Linked DNA regions of Mus musculus: region 1 is linked to region 2. A link is a loop called in an ENCODE intact Hi-C map of the cell type or tissue named here. Cell type or tissue: heart. All regions are shown on one strand.

Region 1 (5,000 bases), 150 kb after region 2:
TGTGTGTGTGCTCAGATCCTGCAACAACACATTCTATGACTTCCAGATATGAACTCAGATATGTTCACGATGATCACTATTTCCTCTAAATTGTCTTTCATCAGAATATTAAGCTCGGTGCTGGGCACGGAGAGTGACGAGTTAATATGGAGTTTGCTGTGCCTCTGGTATATAAGCACTTCCTGTGATCATTATTGCTTCATGGAAACTTCTAACACCTGCCTTGGAGTTCGTGGTTGTAGTATTCATGGTTGTAATGTTTTCCCCGATTGATTTGCATTGTATAACAGAACACCATTGGCTAGTGTTATGTGATATAAGCGGTGAACCTATAAACAAGAAAGTATCATGGGTGCGTGCTTGAGATGTGGACTAATGCCTAGGCCTTTTTGGTCTCAATAAGCTTCCCTCCAGGAGTTTCATCTCATAGATGGGAATCCTTTAAAAAGTCTTTAAAATGGACATTTTTAACCAATTCCATCAGTAAGGATGGTGCTGGGGAAAACGGAAATCAAGATAGGTTTATACCCAGGTAGGGATATTTTTTGTATAGGTTTTTGTTTGTTTGCTTGCTTGCTTGTTTGTTGGCAGAAAGCAGTGCCTTCCTTTCCTAGGAGTGAAGACTGATGTGAGCTCTGGGCAAGCCAGTAACAAGAGGATAAACCTATCCAGGGCCAGAGACAAGACCCTGTTTCCAAGTGATTGAGAGTTAGCATATCAGAGCAACTCTGCCCAGGGCTGTGGGGACAGTCCCCTTGTTGTGCAGTGACCCTGCTGAAGGCTGCTGCTTCCTAAAGCTCAATGGTTCTGGACACTAAAGCAAGTGCTTAGCTCCTGCCTTTACAGAACTTTGCCTCGGGCACTGCATGGAGAGCGGGAGGGATTAGAGGCTGGGCTGTTTGTTTATATGGAAGACACTTCTTGGAGTTGAAGCTCTTGGGCTCTTTCAAAGTCTGGGATTTCAAAGGGTGCATGAATAACCTCAGGCCTAACCTGGTGTTTCTATTTGAGTGTGCATTGAGGCTGGCTGGTGGGTCTATTTAATTGAGGAGACACGCTTTGTGAATTATGATGAGGGAGGGAGGGAGGGAGGAAGGGAGGGAGGGAGGGAGGGAGGGAGGGAGGGAGGGAGGGAGGGAGGGAGGGAGAAAGAGGGGAGAGGGGCTGAGAGAAAGACAACACCTGTGTCTGTGTGTGTGTGTGTGTGTGTATACAATGTTTAGAAAGCAATTCTTACAAGGAAATTTCTTTATCTCCAGACTTACATTTTTAGCAGGACCCAGAAATGGACTTTTAAAAGCTACCCTTTAACTTTTCATTCATGTGTCTGTATTAGCTTATGCCACATGCACATGGGTGCTGGCCTCCATTGGATTCCCTGACAGTTGGTATGACAGGCGTTTGTGGTCTTCCAGTGTGGGTGTTTGGCTCCTCTGGAAAAGCAGTAAGCACTATTACCACTGACCCATCCCTCTAACCTCCAGAATGGCTCTTAACAAGACTTTTGGACCTCTCTGATGACAATGGGAGGCCAGCTGTCCCTTCATCCTGGCTAGAATTACCAAGATCCCTCTTACGTTCTTCAGAGTCAACTACAGACTCTTGCTTCTTGTATTGATCTCTCTGTGGCAGGCACCCTCCCAGCCTTTGCAGTACCCCCTCCCTTCAGGGCTGTGCTCTTTCCCTCCACCTGTCTCACTCAGCACTAACAACGCAGGTGACCACCTGGCCTGACAGATGATAGCTGCCATACTCTTGGAACCTCATCCCCTGTGACTGACGTTGTCCCAGCAAGAATCTTTGGCGTCTTTGTTCAGCAGTTACTCTGAGCTTAGAATCCAGGAACATCTTTCTTTCTCTGCAGGTCACTTTCAGCTGCAGACAGCCAGCAGGGCAAAGCTTTTTCCTTGCCAGGTAGGGTTTCCCTTCATCCCACACAGGACAAGGGGAAGGCTTGTTGAAAGGCAGCCTTGGCTCTCCATAGCAAGCACTCTGCCAGGTCTCCGGAGTGGAGCCTGTTCCCAGAGCGATTATCTTTCCTGCGTGAGAAGCAGGTGCTTGGTGACAGGAAGCAAGGCGGGCTTAGCAACAGACTTATCAGGCTCTCTACAAGAATGTCGTTCCTGTAAACAGGTCTGAGTCTGTGTTGTTTTGTTCCTCTCACCTGCTCAGTTGTGGGGCTGGCGGCTCTAATTTTCACAGCTCTGCTGCAGAAGTAATCAGTCCCTGTAATGTAAAGTTCTGTCTGCAGTACTCCTGTTTATCCCCTACAGTACTCCGAAAAGGGCCAGGCCAGACAAGCTGTGGTCTCCAGAGAAGACTATGGCCTCTGGCTCCCTCTTGAAAGCCCTATGGAGTGTGTGTGTGTGTGTGTGTGTGTGTGTGTGTGTGTGTGTGTGTCTGTGTTCCTGCACTTAGTGCTACTTCATCTCTTTGCACATGCTGTTGTTGCATAGTGGTTTTGAAAGTGAACATTGTCTATGGCTGCCTAAGCAAGGGGACAGAGATGTGTTTGGATCAGATAAAGATGCCTATTCCTTATATTGATCCTTCCAAGGAGGAGGCAGCTTCCCCTCACATACTGTACAACCCCGTAGCTCTCCGTCCAAGGCTGTGATCTCTCCTGTCTTGCTCACAATGGACAAAGCTGGTGTCTGAATTGACAGGATGACTGCTGTGTGCCTGGATCCCTAGCTCCTGCTGTCCCATGTCCTCACAGGAAACTTTGCAGTCTTTATTCACATGGTGGGTCTACTTCTTTCAGCCTCAGTTTCCTCTCTCTCTCTCTCTCTCTCTCTCTCTCTCTCTCTCTCTTTAATGAAGGGTGGATTGGAGAGCAGATTGCCAATAATCCTGAAGGTACACCTGACAGATATGTAATAGCTGTAATTAGTACTTGCCATTGGAGAAGTAATAGGGGTGTCAGTATTGATAACGGATCATTTTTATAGAACTTTATATTCTCTTACATTTGATTCAGCAAACCCACAAAAGAAATAAGACTAGGATCATTGTACTGCCGGGAGATAAGGAGAGAGAGATAGAGAGAGAGAGAGAGAGAGAGAGAGAGAGAGAGAGAGAGAGAGATTTGTTTCCAACTGCTGAAGGCCTGGATAGAGCTGCCAAGGGCCCTGTAGTCATAATGTGGGAGTGGAGAATAGGAACCTGAGGTGCTTGGGAGAGCCTAAAGACCCAGCTTTTCCTAGAGCCCTGATCACTTCTTCTCTCTCTTTCCATCTTAATCATTTTCTTCCTTCTGGAGGTCTATCCTATTTACATGAAGCATTCTGCCTGATTCCTGTAAACTGCTTCATCTGTGGGTCTAGCCTCTCATTCCTGGGCTGACATCTTTGACTTACAATGGTCTCCACACCAGCAATGCCACGCACCCTGGTAGCCTGTTGCCTGCCTTCAGAATTTCCCAGACACACAGTCCAGGGCTGGGAGAGCACAGTCATTCGGCATCAGCTTTCTGTACACCCCTGAATGTTCCTGCTTTTAAGGCTTATTCTGCCCTCTAGCCAACTGACATTTATTAATATATACAAGACCTTCTGGTCCATGAGATAAATTAGTTTCAAAAAGTTGGTGAACATGGCCAACTTTCACAATCTTGCAGTAATGCTGGAATTTGTGTTCAGGAATTCAGACTAGAAGCTACAAGCATTTGCCTTATAGGAAGTCTGTAGCATAGAGTAATACCTAGTCCAAATGGGGTGACCCTGACTAGTGCTAGTGCTTTTAGAAACAATGCAGCATCCTAGCCATTGGCTTTCTGTGGTCTTCTTCCATTGGCTGGTAAGGTTCCCTGAGGTAGCAACCAGAAGCCCCAGCCCCAGCCCCAGCCCCAGCCCCAGCCCCAGCCCCAGCCCCAGCAGGGCATAGGTCTATAGCAGCTGAGGGATACAGGATGTAATGATAAACAGTATTAGTAATAAGTTATTGACTGTACGTTAACAGTACATAGCACTAAGGGCTTTCATGTGCTGCTTAATGATGAGATGAGCCCAGAGAACTATGAGATGAGGTGATTTCATTGTGCAGCCATCAAAGTGCAGATTCTTCTAAATGACACAGGGTTCCGTCACTCCATATGACCTCTTAATCAGACATATAATTAGCATAAATATGTGAGCCTTGTGCTGACATAACATGGCAAACCTACTTAAGTATTTGTAGTAAGTAGAGGTACTCTAAATGAATGATTTAGAAAATATGCTAAATCAATGAACTTAAAGCAGTTTGCTATCACTACCAAGTAGTGCTTACTGTAGGCAACGTACAAGCTACACTTTCTTACCTCTGGCAGTGCAATAAATTGTTTACATTATCATCACTGTAATCATATGAATAACACATTGAACTCCACCATGGCAATGATGTTACCACAAAGCAATACGAGCTCTATCAGCTCAGTTATAATCTCAAGAGGCTGCTATTGCATGTGTGGTCTCTTATTGACCAAAACATCCCTGGGTGACATATGACTGTATTATTTTTTGCTTAATTTCTGCAGCAACCACTACATTGAATGCTGTAGTTATAAAGGCAATGGCTCAAACACATTGAATCACTTTCCCAGGTTGCACAACTGAACAGTAACAGACTCCAGGAGGAATCTGAGCTAAGGGACACAAGAGCTGGCATTCAGTGGATGTCTTGCCCTACTGAGATGTACTGGCTTTCTTAAGTAATCTTCCTCATAGACACAGCTGGTAGCCATGGCTGCATCTGTGAACTCCTATGAAACTGTCACTCAAATCTAGTGCCTGATAATCTAAAGCAGTGTTTTCAGACAGCCAAGGCAAAACTGGAAAAGGCTGAGATGCCATGTCATGTATAAAGATTATATGAAGAGTCACTAATAAAATCAATGTACAGTGGTTGTTCCTGGGGGTAAACCTCATTTGTAACGTTCGAGTAGGACAAGGTAGCATCAAGAGATGCAATCTAAGTTCATGGAGAATAGTGGGGAAATGTGCAGCCACAGTGTGTGTGTG
Region 2 (5,000 bases):
GCCAGCATTTGATGTCTGCAGTGAGGACACATAGTTGATAAATGCCACCCAAAGGCTTGACATTTTAGTAAGTCTCAAAGGCTTTGTCGCTGGTCAGTGTTCACTCATCGTGAGGATTTTAAAAATAGATTGGGCTGATTATAAGGCAGTCTGCCCACATCGTCCCCATTTTTGCCTTTTTGCATGCAGAAGCAAGGATGTACTGAGACACCTACTACCCCAAGTTTATATATAAACTTTGTGATCTGCACAGAGTCTCCAGAGGCACAGTACCCTCTTGTTGTTGTTGTTTGTAACAGCCAATCTTTCCTTCCACGTGGCCTGGGAATCAGTACTGATCACCTATCCATCCTGAAACACTTCTTATAAAGGTAGTGGAAGATGGGAGATGGAAACTACCTCTGAGTACTTTCTATGCACCTCAGTGCTTTCTGTCCATTGTTCACTCTAAGGAGGTGGCTAGAACCTGTTTTGTAGGTGGAAAATGAAGCTAGGGGAAGGGAGCATGAAGCAGGCTTTAGGAGGGAATTTCTTTAGTTTCTCCAAAAAGCCTCCGAGTTCAAGCGGTGTCGCCATCACAGACAAATGTTCTTCCTTTGGTAATGTGCTGGCAATTAAGATCCAGACTCATGAAGGACAGAAATTCCTTGGACTATATTCACTGTCATCCCTCCTCTCCCCCAATGATTGCCATCACGACTCCGTAGCGGTTACCATGGTTTTGGGGAAGCTGTCCCAGGAAAGAAGGCCTTTCTTTAAGGCATCTTGCATTCCCAAGGAAGGAACTGTTAATTACTTCTGGCGAAAGCAACCCAGGAAAAGTGTTGGAGGTGTGGAAAAGTATTTCAAGGGGTTAGGCAAGAAGCAGGGCCAAGGACTCCAAGAGAGGTGTGATGAGAGAGAAGAGCCCGGGCTACACAATATACTAATACACAACTCGGAGGTGGGCAAGAAAACAAAAAACAAGAGGGGAGGAAGTGGAGAAAAGTAGGGGCAGGGAAGGAGAAAGTTTTCGAAAGACTGCGAGGAAAGCGAGAAAGGAGGGTCAAAGAGGAATCCGAGAAAAATACTGAAGCACTTGAGAGAATTCCAGAAAGAAAATGAGATGAGGAAATGGAGAAAGCAGCTCAGAGAAAGGGAGGACGGAGATAAGGGAAGGCATGGCACACAACAGAGATGGGTGAGCGGAAAGGAGGCCGAGTGGGCACGGGGGAAGGGGGCGCATCACCTGTGTGGCGCCCCCCGGTGCCGTGGTGAAGCCCTGTTCCAAGCGCCGCTCGGCCGGCCTCGTAGGATTGGCTCCCGCCTCCCATTCATGTAACCTGCGTGTGTGTGCGTGTGTGCGCGAGTGTGTCTCGCTCGCTCACTCGCTCGCCCTGTGTGTAAGAGAGCGAGGGAGGGGGACGAAGGCAGGCAGGCGAGCAGGCAGGGAGGGGAAGAAGAGGAGGGAAGCTATTAAACACACACACTCACACACACCCGCGCGCGCACCCCCGCCCCAGCCCCCCCCCCCCCGAAGCCTCGGGATTGCAGCTGTTACATGTGGGGCAGCAGTGCTGGCAGGAACGCCGGCCGGGAGCGGCCGGGAGCCGGAGCCCGGCGTGCGCGCGCGGCTGGAGGCTCGCTGGGGCTCCGCTCCCCGCGGGAGCTATTGTTGGTCTCACCGGAGCTGAGCTCAGAACCGGGACCTGCTCCGTCTTGGGTGCCTCAATACAACTCGCGGAGCGGCGGAGCCAGCGGCGCGGTGCCTCGCCTCCCCGCCGTCCTCGTCCACGCTTCCCCGGCGGTGGCAGCCTGCAGCCACGGTAAGGCGGCGTGATCAGCTCTACGGAAAAAGCGCCTTGGGGACCACGGCGGAGGCTCGCCAGTTCTGTCGCCCCTCTCTGCATTCGCAGGTCCGGGCAGCTCAAGCAGCTTGCTGGGGGCTCCGGGAGATGCTAGCCTGCTTCCCTGCTCCGCACTGGGGAGGGAGGGAGGAAGAGAAGGAGAGCGGGGCGTCCAGGTTGCCGACAAGGCAAGGAGCCTGGAGCCCAGAGCCTCCGCCACCGCAGCCCCGGGAGTCCGCCGCGTACTGGAGCCTGGGAACCAGTGTTGGGGGAGAGCGGAGAGGTGGGAGCCGGCCCCAGACTCTGGACCGCGGGTGGGATGGAGGTTAGCTCGATCCAGGTTCGTGTGCTACGCCGGGATCCCCTTCCCTGCCACGGCCCAGTCTCCTGCAGCCCCTCTGCAGACTCGCCCGCCCCAGACTCACGGCGGGCGCTGGAGGAGCCCACGAGGCGGCGCCGGGCTCCCGCTCTGCAACCTGCCCTGCGGGGCGAGAGCTGGCTGCAGCGGCCCCGGTGCGCGCTGCGGTTAGAGCCGGTAACCCGGGGACGCGACCCCCAAGCCGCACGCCCTCTGCCACCCGCTTGGCTCCTGCCCATCTTCGCCGGTCGCGTCGTTTCTCGTTCGGTTTGTCTCGGAACGAGTTGAGGACTGCAGGCGCCGGGTGGACTCTCTAGGGGTGCAGGGCTGTGAGTGTGTGACTACTTGCACCTCCAGCTTCGGGAAATATGCTGTGTATTGAAATGTGATCTCTGAGCTCCTTAGTCATTTTCCTAGTGATTTAAAAATGCAGTCTTTGCATCGGAGAAGCGGAAGAAGGTGGTGTCGCGGAGTGTGTGTGTGTGTCCACACCTAACCCAGGAATATCCCAATAACTATTGGGGGAGGGGGGTAAAGGGTGTTATGAATGGTCAATGCCTCTTGGCGGGTCCGTAGGTGGGTTTCTCTGGCCACTGCCCTCTTCTTCTATGCCCTACCCGCCCCCTCCCCATCCCCCGCCTAAACCAGGTTGGAAAGTACTGGAAATTCAATTGCGTGGTCTCTAACTTTGGAATTTGGTATCCCTTTCAGCAGGAGACGTTAAGACGATTTCTGCACTTGGGTCTGTGTGGACGAGAGTTTTGCTCAGGTTAGATGTAGAATCCGCCTCAGACCTGCACCAGTCCCCTACCCAGTCGCCACCTCTCCTCCACCCCCCACGCACATACAACACAACCCTGGAGAGAAGGTTTGTACACATGCAGTTAACCGTAAGCCACCAACGCAGCTATAAGGACGCAGAGTCAGCCCGGGTTTTGCGGGCATCTGAGCGCACTATTGGCGTTTGATTAGCCCTGGAGATCACCCTGCTGCTTTGTAGAGGCGCTGGTGGGGCATGCTCGTGATCCCCAGCGCCGGGGCTAGAGGGTGTCCCTGTGCTGAGCTGTACGGCCGTGCTCGGAGGATGTTCGCTGAACAGTATCATGGGCAATTATATAAGCTGCCTCAGTGATCTCCCAGATCTGTATTGCAAGCACCCGGCTCTTGAAAGACAACCCTGAAAGTTTTACTGCTTGGGGACTGTAAGTACCTGGGAGACCCACTTGGGGAATGGGGAGCTGGGTACCTTGTGCCGAGGTGCCCACTTCTGAGATGTGGGCTTTGGGTGCTAAAGCTCTGTCCCCAAGGAACCGGTTACCGAAGCAGGGACTGAGTGGGTGGAGATCCAAGATTAACCTGTGAAGAAGAACGGGTCAGGACTCAGATTTCTTTGAGTCCGTGGAGCCCTGAGATTCAGGTGTTGGAGGTGTTGTGTGGGGGGGTGTTGGATGGCCTTCCAGGGAACGTAGTTTTCGGAAAATCGGTGTTCTAGGCAGCCCCAAGACTCTTTTCTTGGCCCCTCCCTGGCTTTAAATCCAGCGTCCTTCACCTGTTTAGAAACCTGCCTCCAGTCCCTTTTAGAAATGCCCAGAGACGCCAGGCATCCAGGCCCAGGTTTGGGGTGTTTGTGGTGGGTTAGGAAGTAGAGTACTGGCCTCTATGGGGTGCGGGGGTGGACAGAAAAAATTATTATACCTAATGCGGATGCTATGGGAATGGGTGCCTGATATGGCTTCTGTTCCCTCGCCTCCCTCCAGGACTGAAAACAGTTTGGTTTCAACTGCGCTCCTTTCCACCCCCCTCCCTCCTATCTCGCTGCCTCCCTTCGCTGCCGCAGCCTGTCGCACGTTGATGGGCTTTGATAGAGAACCACAGTAGTGGAGTGTTTTTAAATCTTGTTTTTCGCCTGTAGAGGGAAAAGCTATCCCAGCCCTAGCAGAAAGAACCCTGAGGAACGCTGAAGTCTGGGGCTTGGTGGCCCTGAACTCCCTCCCCCAAGTCAGATGATAGCGTGCATGGGTGGGGAGGGTTTTGTTTTTGCCACATTCCGGTGTCCTGAAACTCCGCATCCCCTCCCCCCTGAAATCCCGGGTCTGTCTGAGTGTGTTCGGCGCTGTAAAATAAATCCTCCCCCGCGCAGACCTGTGGGGCTGTTCGGATTTCCTGCCTCTGCCATGATCCTTAACAATGCGATTGCAAAGCCAGTGCAGGGCTGGGGAAAAATCCCCAGGTGCCGACCAGCCGCGTCTTGACCTTGCTGAAGGCGCCTTTGCCTGGGTTGCCGTAGCGGCTCTGGCCCAGCCGCTGGGGCTAGGGAAGGAGTGCACCCCGGAGGCGACCGGGTTCGCTACCAGGGCACGGCGGGAATCGGTTCTCAGCCGGTTGGCTTGGGGGAGGGGATGGGCTTGGCGGCAACCTGTTTCCCAGCTCTTGGGGCCCAACACTTAGCTTCCCAGCCCTGCTGCTGGCTCCACGTGACTAACTCTCCTCTCCATCAACCTCTAGAAGCCTCCGGGATGGGGTTTCCAGGATTGGCTGCGGCCCCCTTTTCGCCAACCTGGGACTGGGCGCCCTCGGCCTTGGGGCTTTTTTTTTTTTTTTTTTATTTTGGTGGCCCGAACAGAGCTCCGCTCTAGAGGGGTGACGGAGTGGGCGGGGCCTAATCATCGAAACCCGAGCTGTGGCGGCCCAGTTCCGACCAGGAGCGCTTCACAGTTGGGGTGCACTTACCCCTCCCTTTCAATGCCTGGCCACTTTCTTTAAGACCCTGGGTGAGCTCCTGGAGGCCTGTAGCTATACTTCCCGGCTTTTCTAAA

The links. Hi-C counts contacts between places; a loop is a spot of excess contacts. Peaks named below come from ENCODE experiments on the same cell type or tissue, not always from the same donor. Only the 100,000 strongest peaks of a DNase experiment are listed, where the experiment ranks them.
Region 1: it touches region 2 in a loop (1.8-fold over the local background); 4 of 42 quality-filtered maps call a loop at or near these places.

What each region holds. Positions count from the first base shown.
Region 1 is chr7:96,355,729-96,360,728 of GRCm38, forward strand. All of the region lies in intron 2 of Tenm4 (teneurin transmembrane protein 4), which reads left to right. Among named protein-coding and RNA genes, the nearest start is that of Gm15412, 16 kb to the left of the region's middle. In heart, no CTCF peak of the experiment used is centred here; a DNase peak (open chromatin) is centred at 1,993; H3K27me3 peaks cover 743 bases.
Region 2 is chr7:96,208,605-96,213,604 of GRCm38, forward strand. All of the region lies in intron 1 of Tenm4 (teneurin transmembrane protein 4), which reads left to right. Among named protein-coding and RNA genes, the nearest start is that of Mir708, 38 kb to the right of the region's middle. In heart, a CTCF peak has its summit at 2,252; no DNase peak of the experiment used is centred here; H3K4me3 peaks cover 4,140 bases; H3K27ac peaks cover 3,605 bases; H3K27me3 peaks cover 1,064 bases.